2 separate regions of the Homo sapiens genome follow, and region 1 is linked to region 2. The links are chromatin loops, found by intact Hi-C in ENCODE. Cell type or tissue: chondrocyte. All regions are shown on one strand. Links, peaks and the distances in the headings refer to the core of each region. The heading gives the core; the rest is flanking DNA.

Region 1 (5,381 bases), core at 220-5,219, 800 kb before region 2:
GTGCAGGTCAAATGAGAAACTCCAGACAAGTATTGAGGCATAAATCAATGTAGTTTGAGCTGTGAAGAAACACTTCTGGAAGGAGCTGCAGGTTCCTTAGGAAAACTAGGGTAACCTGAAAGTTCTTATAGCTCTAAGCAAGAGAATCATCCCATAGTTTGATGGCTGTAGAAGATACATGCTAGACAAATGGACTGTGGAACAGGAGACAGAAAATGTGAATAACATGGGCTTATCATAATATTAGTAGATGTGTCATGGAAATAATAGGAACAACATGATTATCTTTTTTTACTGCTCTAAATCAAAAGCATTATATATATATATATACATATATATATATGTATATATAATGTTATTACTTTCTCTCATCCTTACCTCATTTTCCAGATTAAATTGAAGTGGGAAATTGGTATTGTCTATCCCAATACTGTCTCTTATAGTATGAATCAGACAGGATTACTATCTCCTAACACAAACCAAGACAGCTCTCAATGAACTCAGGAAAAAAATAACAAAAAGCTTAATAAGTTAAGGATCTTCAATACATACAAATGCGTGGTTAATGTATTTGGTGGTGAGATGTGAGAAAAGCAGGGACAGTAAACGTAGTAAAAGTAGATGACAGTATTACCATCTACCCCCCAGGGTTTAGGACAAGTTCAACCTTTTTCTCACTGTAAGGCATATGAATAGTGACCTTTGCATGCATGGTATACTCCCATGCATGTATCCCACTGAACATTCTTAACTTTCCATTGCAGTCTTTATCTTTACACAGTATTATATGGTGCCTAGATCATCTGTTTATGTATATTGTACTCTTCTGAGTTGATGTTTAGGTCTGTTTAATAGAAAAATAAGAGACAAATAAAATGTCAAAGAGGAAATCAATTAAAACAACATTGTTAAAATAAATATATTTTAGTAAATTTTGAAGTAGCACCTGAGAATAAATTAAATTATGCAACTAAAGCCCAGAGAGGCTGAAAGGATGAAAGTCATGAAGCCAGATAGCAGGAGAAGGGGAACTTGGGCCTAATTTTGTGACTTGAGTGTAATGTGCCATCTCTCTTTCTACTGTTATGCAACCATACATGTACACACTCATATACATAGATGTTTATGTGATTATTTCTGCAAATATTTATATTCATGTTTTTATAATACCAAAGATATTTACATTGTGAACTTGGTATAAGAGCCTAAGTATTAGATAGGACTGGTTTTTATAGTTCATATCTCTTAACACAGGTGTGAGTTGGCCTGTTGGTAAGTTGGCCTGTTGGTAAGTTGGCCTGTTGGTAAGTGTGAGTTGGCCAGTTGGTAAGGCCTGACCATGGTCTGGTTTTTGCATTGAAGCCTAGCGCTTACAATGAAAAATCCTCATTCAATTATCAACATCATGTAAGTATTTTTTGAGGAAGAAGTATTACCAATTTTTTATTACATATTTGGAGTGTCTGATAAAAGATATTTGGAAATCAAAGAGCTGATGTAATTCAATCTTTGATTTGACAATATCTTGTCAGAAATGCTAAGTATGCAAAATGTGTAATTAACTGGTTGAAAACTAAATCCATTTCTTCCCCTATTTCTTTTCCCCCCAGATATGAGAATGAAGGTCATGCTGGGCAAGGTGAACCAGTGCCCCCACCAGTTGATGAATGGAGTGTCCAGAAGGAAAGTTAGCCGCCACATTGTCCGAGAGGAAGAGGCTGCTGTGCCTGCTCCTGGTACTACTGGCATCACATCCCATGGGCACATCTGTGCTCCAGGTGCTCCTGCTCAGCAGGTGTACCTGCAAGAGACTGGGAACTGGAAGGAGGGCCAAGAGCAGTTGCTCAGATACCAGCTGGCAGGCCAAAATCAGCTGCTGCTGCTATGCCCAGACTTCAGACAAGAGAGGCAGCAGTTGCCAGGGCAAAGTCGGCTGAGTAAGCAAAGTGGCAGCTTGGGGCTTTCCCAAGAGAAGAAAGCCTCCTGCGGGGCCACTGAGGCATTCTGCCTTCATTCAGTACACCCGGAAACTATTCAGGAGCAACTGTGATCAGGGAAGTTGGGGGCATTTGGCCTGAAAGGCAGAATGTTCCCAGTATTTCTGGATAATAAGCTGGGGAAGTGAGGACTGTCCTGCTGGGACAACTAAGAAGAGAGAATGTGGACTCTGAATCCCTTTTTCAACTTTAAAATGGAAAACAGTCATATAAATGCTTACAGACTGAAAAATGTCTCATACATATTTTGCAGCTATCATGATCCTAGTTCAATGCTAGGCAAATAATGGCACTTGTTAATTATTTACCAGTTTTTAACTTAAGCCTGATTTTAACAACTTGATAATGGTGTAATACTGACTTATACCAGCAGGGGTTATTATTAAGCATTCTCTGGATTGACCACCCACAATGCTTTGAGCTTCTTTTATAGAAGGGATCATGAAAAGGTCTGGTCAGCTACAGTTTAATTCCACACTGTTACAGAAAAGCATTTCTTTATCCTGTAGTAGCATTTGAAGGGACAGTTCAACACCCTGCTCCCTGATCTGTCAGAGCTTACCTTCCAACCACAAGGCAACTTCCTGGCTTTTTACAAGTGGATTTTATTTCATGGTTTAAATTCAATCATTATTGAGAACCTACAGTAGTGTGAGCGTATCAAATTTGCACTTCATGAGGATTTACACATGAAAATTGATATTCTCATGGGCTTTGCTGAGAGTTTAGTTAAGGACAAAGATGTAAAAATGCCAAATTTGGGAAAGGAAATTTTGTATGACCACTGTTCTATTTTTCAGTGATTCTCTCTGTTAGTAGCTGGGTCACATTTACAACTGGAAAAGAACTACATTGGGAGATCAGAGAAAGCCAAGTGGCCAAGTCCTTTATCAAAAAGCTGCTTTTTGGAGAAGATGATGCATAAAGCTGTGATACTAAGGAGAGGAGAGATTATGTCATATGCAACTGCTCTAGGCTGTGCAGGGGGTTTAAATGGAGATCAGAACAAAGGCTCACCTGGTATTGATACATTTGGTAAGGTTGTTAAAGGCAATTTCACCAAATTCACACATTTGTACGGGGCCCATTTCTTTTCAAACTGAAGAATACTTTAAACAGCCTGACTGTGTCCTTGGCTCTGGATCCAGAAGGCCTTATGCTCCAAGCATGTAAAGAAAAGATCGCAGGAATGTGGAGAGCTTCCAAAAAGAGATTGCTCTCAGATTTTCCTGAAAATCCTGAAAACCAGGATTTTCCAATCTCTACAATGTTAAGGGGTTGTTGTGTAGTTGCATTGGAAGAGAGAAAGGAAACACACTCTTTCATTGCTGAATTCTAAATAATGATGCCCTGAATTAGTTCTATGAGAAGTACTGGCAGACAGCTGTTATGTCTGCAGGGCATCAAGGGGCAGGTGTGTCTCACCCTACTAAGAATTGGCAGAAATGTTTTAACCTCTTCTTTAGGCATCTGGTGAGTATTGCAGATCTTCAGGCTGTCCCTAAAAGGAGGTAGGTAGCCTTCTCTGTGGTCACTGTGTTGGATTTGGAAGAAAATATAAGTAGATGTTAAGGTCAGTGCTCTCCAGGAGATTTCAATCCAGGCTATCTGTGTTCAGGGAATGATTTGCAAGAAGTTGGTTTATAGACGTTTACTCTGGAGGCACAAGCTGGCTGCCATGCTGAGTAAGTCCTCTTTGTAGATGATGTATTTTGCTTGGGCACCAACAGAATTAAAAACGAAAAACAAAAAAAAACTCGAATGACTTAGGCAGAACATGCCTTCCCTAGTTTAATTAGTCCCTGTTATAACCAGTTATTTATCTTTTTTTGTAGATTCTCGGTCTTGAAGTCATTTGCCTTTGCAATCTCTACTTTAGTATACTCATTGGATCCTCAAAGAGCCGTAAGCTTTTTGGAAAAAAACATTTCAGAAGTGAAGGCTTTTGAGGTTTATAAAATGGTAGCAGTCTTAGTCCTTGCCCTGCCTCAGTTTACCTGCACATGCTTTCTTTCATTTCCTCGGATTCTTTCACCACTTTTTAAGTTTTTTTTCCACAGGTATTTTTCCTGAGCTCTATACCATGCATTTAGCTGCCTAGTGAGAATATCCAGTAGGTTATCCTATAGTTACTATGAAGTTAACACAGCCCAAAAACCTACTTCTCCTTGTGTTTTTTTCCAACTCAATGAATGACATCACTGCACTCAGACCAGAAATCTAGAAGTCAGTCATGACTCTTCATTCTATTTCGCCCTTCACAAAGAGTTAGCTGCCAGCTCTGTTATTTCTGCCCCTTCTTTACCCTTCTTCCAATTTTTATTATCTTCTTATTTATCCTCTATGTGTCACAAGACCAGTCTTTCTGGGAGGCATGTTTTATCCTATCCCTCTGCGTAGGAATAACCATAATTATCTTACTAATTCCATCCCAGAAAAGCCTGTGATCCCTGAGGCCAGAATTGACTCTTTGGGCCTAAATAGCAGCTATAAACATCTTCAGTAACTTGCCAGGCTCTAGCATGTGGCATGGAATTTTGGCATCTAGCTAAAATTCCTCAACCCATAGTTAAGCTACTCCTCTTTCTCCTAAAAAAAAAAAAAAATGAGAGAATTAGGGAAACACCAAAAGCAAAGAGAGCAGCTCTATGTTCATTCATGTCTGGAGATGAGCCAATTTGAGCACCACTGTAGGCCAACTCTAAATTTATTCAGATCGTTAACATGGGTAACCCAGCAAATATTTCCCAGCAGTGACAATCTACACCCTTTATCTAAATAAATATTGAGATGTGCTTTTTTCCTGTGTTAGTTCAAAGAATCTCTTCTTGCCTCCCATTGCTGATTTTCTGTATTGATGGACTCATTTCTCTCAAGAGATTGGACAAGCTAAAATTCTAGAGAGTTCAAAAGTGTTTGAAAGTACATTTTAAGTGTTCTCACCACAAAAAATGCTAGTGTGTGAGGTGATACATATGTTAATTAGTTCAACTGATCCATTCCACAATGTATACATATTTCAAACTATCGAGTTGTACATGATAAATATATACAATTTTTATTTGTCAAATAAAGAACATCTATAAATATTTATAGATTTCAAAATTGAGAAAGAAGTATATATGGAGCCACGGTTGTTTTGACCATTTCTCCATGCTTTTTGTTTGGGGAGGGGGACATTTTTTGGGGGGCAGGGACTGTGTTCAGGGAAAGTACCTGACCAACAGAACTTCAAGTCTCTTCCAGAGTGCGAGACTCAGCTTATCTGATCAAGGTGAACTTGCCCTTCAATAGACTTGCCCTTGTTACTGCCCAGTGAGGCCACCAAGGACCAAGAACAGTTGAGCTCTCTCAGGGCCTTCCCCTTTCAACAATTTAGTTGAA
Region 2 (5,381 bases), core at 85-5,084:
TGCCTGCTGCTTTTCTCCTTTCAGCTCTCTACCTCTGTGGTCTGTATTCCCGACAGCAACAACTTGGCCCCGAGGTGCTCCGTTCACATAAACACTAAATCCTTTCCGACGCTTTGACAAGACTATTCTCCCAAATGTGCACTGATCTGGCCCTGTTTTTCTCTCAGACTTTGAATTTCACCAAACACAAAAAGACCTCTCTCAATTATTTCTTTAAAAACATTTAACTAAAGAAAACTGCTCCTTCTTTTGGGGGAAAAATTTCTGAGTTCCTTCGCTAGAGTCACTTGGCCTGTAGGGTGGTGGTAACAGGGCCGGCATTAGCATCATCAACAGTAATGGTGATGAGTTGATCCACTTTCATTATCCAGCACTTTGAACCATACTCAGAAAGGTTAATTTAAAAACTTTTCCCCTCGAGACACATATTACCCCAATGCATTAAAAAAAAAACTATTAAATACTTCCTTTTTCATATGATATTCAGAAATGAGCAATATCTCTAGCCAGGAACAGTCAAGCTCAGTTAAATCAACAAAACCATCATCACTCTTATTACTATCAGTAAATCCAGGCACAAATCAGGTAATTCCGTCTTTTTTAAAAAAATAAATAACTGAATTTCTTTTAAAACAATAAACAATCATAGACCACACACAGACAGCATTTGATGCTGTCACCACATTTTAACTGTTTAAAACTATTTTTTTTCAGCAAGGTACAGAAGAATGACTCTTGCACCCTCTTCTCTTTCCCATTTTATTTTCCTTTGCTTCAGAGGTATGTCAAAGGATGCATAATAAATACAACTATGCCAATGAAACTGAAGTGTCAATTACATACCTGTAAACTATATTTATCTTTTCTGCCAACTATTTAACTTAGGGTGAAAAAGCAGACCTGCTCAGAATCACCCAAACAGTTTTTAGGAATCATTTCTTTGATGTTTCTTTGTTTAGTTTAACCAAGTATTCTCAACCAAATCAGGCTCCATTGTGTAGACTGCAGATGGGATAGTGGGTGGGTAGGGGGAGTGTTTTGAGCCTTTTGTTTTAAGAAATAAACACGTGATGCCTCTCAACTGGGATGATGGCAGTGGGGAGAGAAGAGTGTTAATATAGGCGGAGGCCAGGAGAGGGAGGTGGAGAATATTACACTACAGTCACTTAATGAACCAAAAAGTGAAAAGAATTTCCAAAATGGTATCTACCATCATGGACTCCTGAATTATGGCGTTCTGAGTTTCTCCTTCACATATATTCTATTTCTCAGATGAGGACTGCAACTATCTCTTGGAAAAAAGCTCTGTGGCTTATGAGACATTCAAAGCAAGACCTGGCTTAGATGATCAGAGCTCATTGTCATGCTTAGCAAAATCTTTGCAAATTCAGCAGCAACCTCTGGAGCATACAGAGGCCCCTGGAACTTCATTCTGAAGCTCTAGCCTCTAGGCAGCCAGGTCTTCACCTGCCAAGTCAGCAGGACAGCCCCACTATGGGGTGTGTGTGTTGGTAAAGAAGGGGTACCAAGCTGGCTTCCACAAAGCACTAGAGAATATGCAGGAGATGGTAGCTGAGGCAGGACAAAAGCATTCGCCTTTATTCTAATAATCTTAAGGTATCAAAGCAAATACATATTTTTCTTCTTCAAGATTTAATTTCTCGTGGTTTGGATGATCATAATTAGACCTCTGGAAATCGCCACTATAGAGCCATACATACAGACACACATAAACAGTTCTATATGACTGTCTAGTCCTGTTCTAAACATGGGAACAAACTCCCCAAAAAGAGACAGAGCTGCCCTCTCCTGACCTCCCCCCCTCCAGAAGCATTCCTTATTCGTGGTCTTTTTTGTTTGTTTGTTTGTTTGTTTGTGGTTACCTGGACGTCTTCCATTCCGGGATGGCCGAGGCCGTGCAGCGAGAGGCTGTCACCCATGCCCGCGTCCAGGCCGTGGTGCGCCGAATGCAGCAGCACGTCCGGCCGGCGGACCGAGTGGTAGTCCCTCCGGGGGTCAAGGCCCGAGAGCTGGGGCAAGGCGGCCCGAGGCTGGGGCAGGAGAGAGCCGGCTTCCGAACCCACTTCTTGCCGCTGCCGTTGCCCCCAGGGATGTTGCTGGGGCTGGTGCAGTGGGTTCAGGGAGTAGGGGTCGTTGACGTGGGAGTAGGGGTCCTGGCTCTGGTGGTAGGGGAGCGGCTGGTAGGGGGGTGGGAAGTAGGGCGGCTGGAAGTCCGACGACGGGGTGTGGGACAGCGGCGGGGCGCTCGAGTAGGGTCCTTGGGACACCGAGCCCAGCTGGGAGAGCCGCGAGCTGTGGCTCGGGACACCATCGTGCCGGTCCTGGGAGCGGAGAGAGGAAGGGGAAGAGAGCCAGAGAAGGAGACAGAGAAAGAGAGATAGAGGCAGAGAGAGACAGAGAGTACAGAGAGGAAGAAAAAAAATACAAGTGACAAATGGAGAAGCCCGGCTTTTGTACGCTCTTCCCGGGACAAGGGAAGCAAGGATCTGAAACTTAGACCCCCAAGTTGACTCAGAGGGCCACATGATTTCAGCAATTTCAAACCCCAGGCTTGGGGAGAAAATGGGAAAGGAATCACCCACTTAACTATAACATTTTAGCCGCTTTTTGGGGAGTGCAAAGCAGGCAAAAGGCAGGGGTACAGGAACAGTGTGTATGGAGGGAGATTCTAAATGCCTTAATTAAAATTGTAGGAGTCTTACATATGGTGTTTGCTCCTCTGGGTGTTTTTAACTACTTTTTTCTAACTCTTCCAGAGGTACAAATCACAACAAATAAAACTTCATAGTATTTGCTGTGCTGCTCCCCCTGATTAAAAACCAACTTCTGCCTTCGCTGGAAATGCAGCTGGCTGATTAGGAGGAGCTTTCCACACAACCTGATCATTCCAAGAGCTCCAAGGAATCCACCTGGTCTGAGTTCCCAGTCACTCCTCCCTCTCCAGGAGAAATTAAATAACTTAAATAGTGTTTCATTGAAATGGATCTCATTCGAAATCATATCCTAAGCCAATGATGAATTAAGTTGAGTTGTGGTTCATAGGAGTTATTTCTAAGACTGTTTTTCTATATCTAATGCTGTTATACTCAGGATGTGAAAATGAAGGAACTAAAGTTGGGGTGGGGGGAAATAAAAGCCCAGACAACTTATTCCTGGTCCTATCTGGAGTGTGAACTAAGTGAAAGAAGAAGGGGGAGGTGTGTATATGAGGGAGGTGGACTTTGTTTCTCCCTCTCTTCTCTGGAAACATCATGGTAAACTCCCCATGGTTCTTTTTGCAGAAATAGTCACCTAAATTTCCAAACAGCAATGGCAAATAAAAAGTTTTTCTTTTCGGCCTCTCCCCTCCCAGCTGACTCATGGAGCTCAGACGGAGAACACACAATGCAGAGAGAAGCAGCTGCAGCCTCGTCCAATTATGGTGCTAAATTACCAAGCCAAAGGCGCTCAAAGGAAGACAGAGAGAGACAGAGAGTGTGAGACACACACACACACAGAGACGCAGAGACAGAGAGACAGTGAGAGGAGGGAGCATGCAATTCTGGTAACACGTGAATCCAAACTCACCATGGATGAATAGGTGTGGACTAACATCTGGAAAAAAAAGCCTGGTTACTGCTCAAAATCAAACAATGATTAAAAAAAAAATCAAGGAGTCCAGCAGAGAAGCGAGCTGGACACAGGAGCTGAGCTTGATGTGTTTCCAGGACAAGCCATCAAAAAAAAAAAAAAAAAATTACACCCGCCCCCCACCCCAACAAGATTGGCGATGCCTGTCACACACAGACAGAACTATTCATCTGTCTCTTTGCTGTCTTTTTGGCCTCTTTTCTTCTGCCGTTCTTCGGGGCTCCAGATGCAGTCCTCTTTCACCCGAAGCTGGGCTCAGACTGCTCGGCCGCCCCTTCCTCCCTCCGCTTGCCTACACCGCCTCATAATAATTGATATTCATGACTATTAATATTACACGAGTACTTTAAAGGGAGAATAGAGGACAAATGGAGCGTGAAGCAGCAGCGAGCGCAGAGCTCCCCTACTATTGTAAATGACGTTCATTCAGTGGAGAATTACTAGATGTAATCAGACGAGGGGGCTGGCAAAGGCAGACTGGGGAAAAAGTTTAGCAGGAAAGAGGCAGAACTTCAATTAACTGTGCCGGGGACACGAGTAAAGCAGCCCCTGCTCCTTTGGATAAGGCAGTGAGGGAGAACAGTGCTGGGAGGTTGTATAGAATGGAGGTGTCCTCCTACCTGGAGAGAGACTTCCCTAATCCGGAGGACTTGGTCGCCTTGGGTGCTTTGTGTGAGGATTACAAAAACAAAATAAAAAGGGTTGCTTCATCATTTGGAGGCGAGAGAAAGGCAAATTGGTGGGCCTGGTTATTTACAGTGACTTTTGCAGACTTTTGCTAAATGTGGAAGATTATGCTCATTTGTTAAAGGACAGAAGCGAGATGGAGGCTTTTCATTCCTGTGCAGCCTTTTCCTGTTTAGTGCTCACATAGTTTGCGATTTTTACCTCAATTTAAAACATACGCCATCAATCTTCAAATACACTAAACTTATCCTTTCCAGGCAAAGCCAGGGGCAACAGAAAACCTTTTTGGATGTTTCAGGAACCCGTTCAACTGGCCTGACTGCCATTTCTGTTAAAGTTCAACCTTAGTCCAGACTTAAATAGGCTCCTTCCACCGAGCTGCGGATTCTGTTTTTTGAGCAGAAAATTTAGGCAGATAGGACCACCTGTAATATTCCCTCTCTCTCCCTGTTTATTTCTCTTTCTCTCTCTCCCTCCCCTCTTTTCTCTTCTCTCTTCCCTCCCTTCCACTCCACCCCTCCCTCTTCCTCTCTCCCTCCCTCCTTTCTTCTCTCCCTCCTTCCTTTTCCATTTAGCTACTTTACTTTCTGTAAAGAACGAATGTTACCCTGGTTACTTTTTAGAACCCACTGAAATGCCTCTGCATGCATATAGCTTGAGCTGTTTTCACCATGGCCCCGTGCTTGCTAATGTCATGCCCACTTTGGGCGCTAATATTCTTTAGGACAGTTCTAGCGCCTTGGACTTTACCATTATCCCGCCTGTTAAGGAAAGAAAAGGAGGCCGAACCGAAACAATCCCCACCAGGCGCGTAGGCGCGGCTCTTCGTTACAGTCGATACACAACCACAAAGAGAAAAGGAAAACCCCAAGCATCATTCAGCAACAAGACCAATCTCTCTCCTCTCTGCTCTCTCGCGCTCTCTCCTGCTTTTCTCCCTCTCCTCTCTTATCTCCTCCTCCTCTCTCCTACATACCTCCACACATACACACACCCCAACATTAGGATTCGGGGGGGGGCAGGAGGTGTGGGCGCCAGGCGCT

The links. Peaks named below come from ENCODE experiments on the same cell type or tissue, not always from the same donor. Only the 100,000 strongest peaks of a DNase experiment are listed, where the experiment ranks them.
Region 1: a loop joins it to region 2, with 2.7 times the contacts of the local background. A loop is called at or near these places in 1 of 110 quality-filtered maps.

The regions. Positions count from the first base shown.
Region 1 is chr6:51,615,750-51,621,130 of GRCh38, reverse strand. PKHD1 (PKHD1 ciliary IPT domain containing fibrocystin/polyductin) reads left to right here. Exons shown (of 67, transcript NM_138694.4): 67 at 1,611-5,381. The coding sequence ends at 2,050. Among named protein-coding and RNA genes, the nearest start is that of PKHD1, 470 kb to the left of the region's middle. In chondrocyte, for the core only: CTCF peaks have their summits at 2,168 and 2,388; no DNase peak of the experiment used is centred there.
Region 2 is chr6:50,820,368-50,825,748 of GRCh38, reverse strand. It overlaps TFAP2B (transcription factor AP-2 beta), which reads right to left. Exons shown (of 7, transcript NM_003221.4): 2 at 1,884-2,342. Among named protein-coding and RNA genes, the nearest start is that of TFAP2B, 4.2 kb to the right of the region's middle. RefSeq lists enhancers at 1-398, 1,550-2,077 and a silencer at 1,355-1,484. In chondrocyte, for the core only: no CTCF peak of the experiment used is centred there; a DNase peak (open chromatin) is centred at 2,018.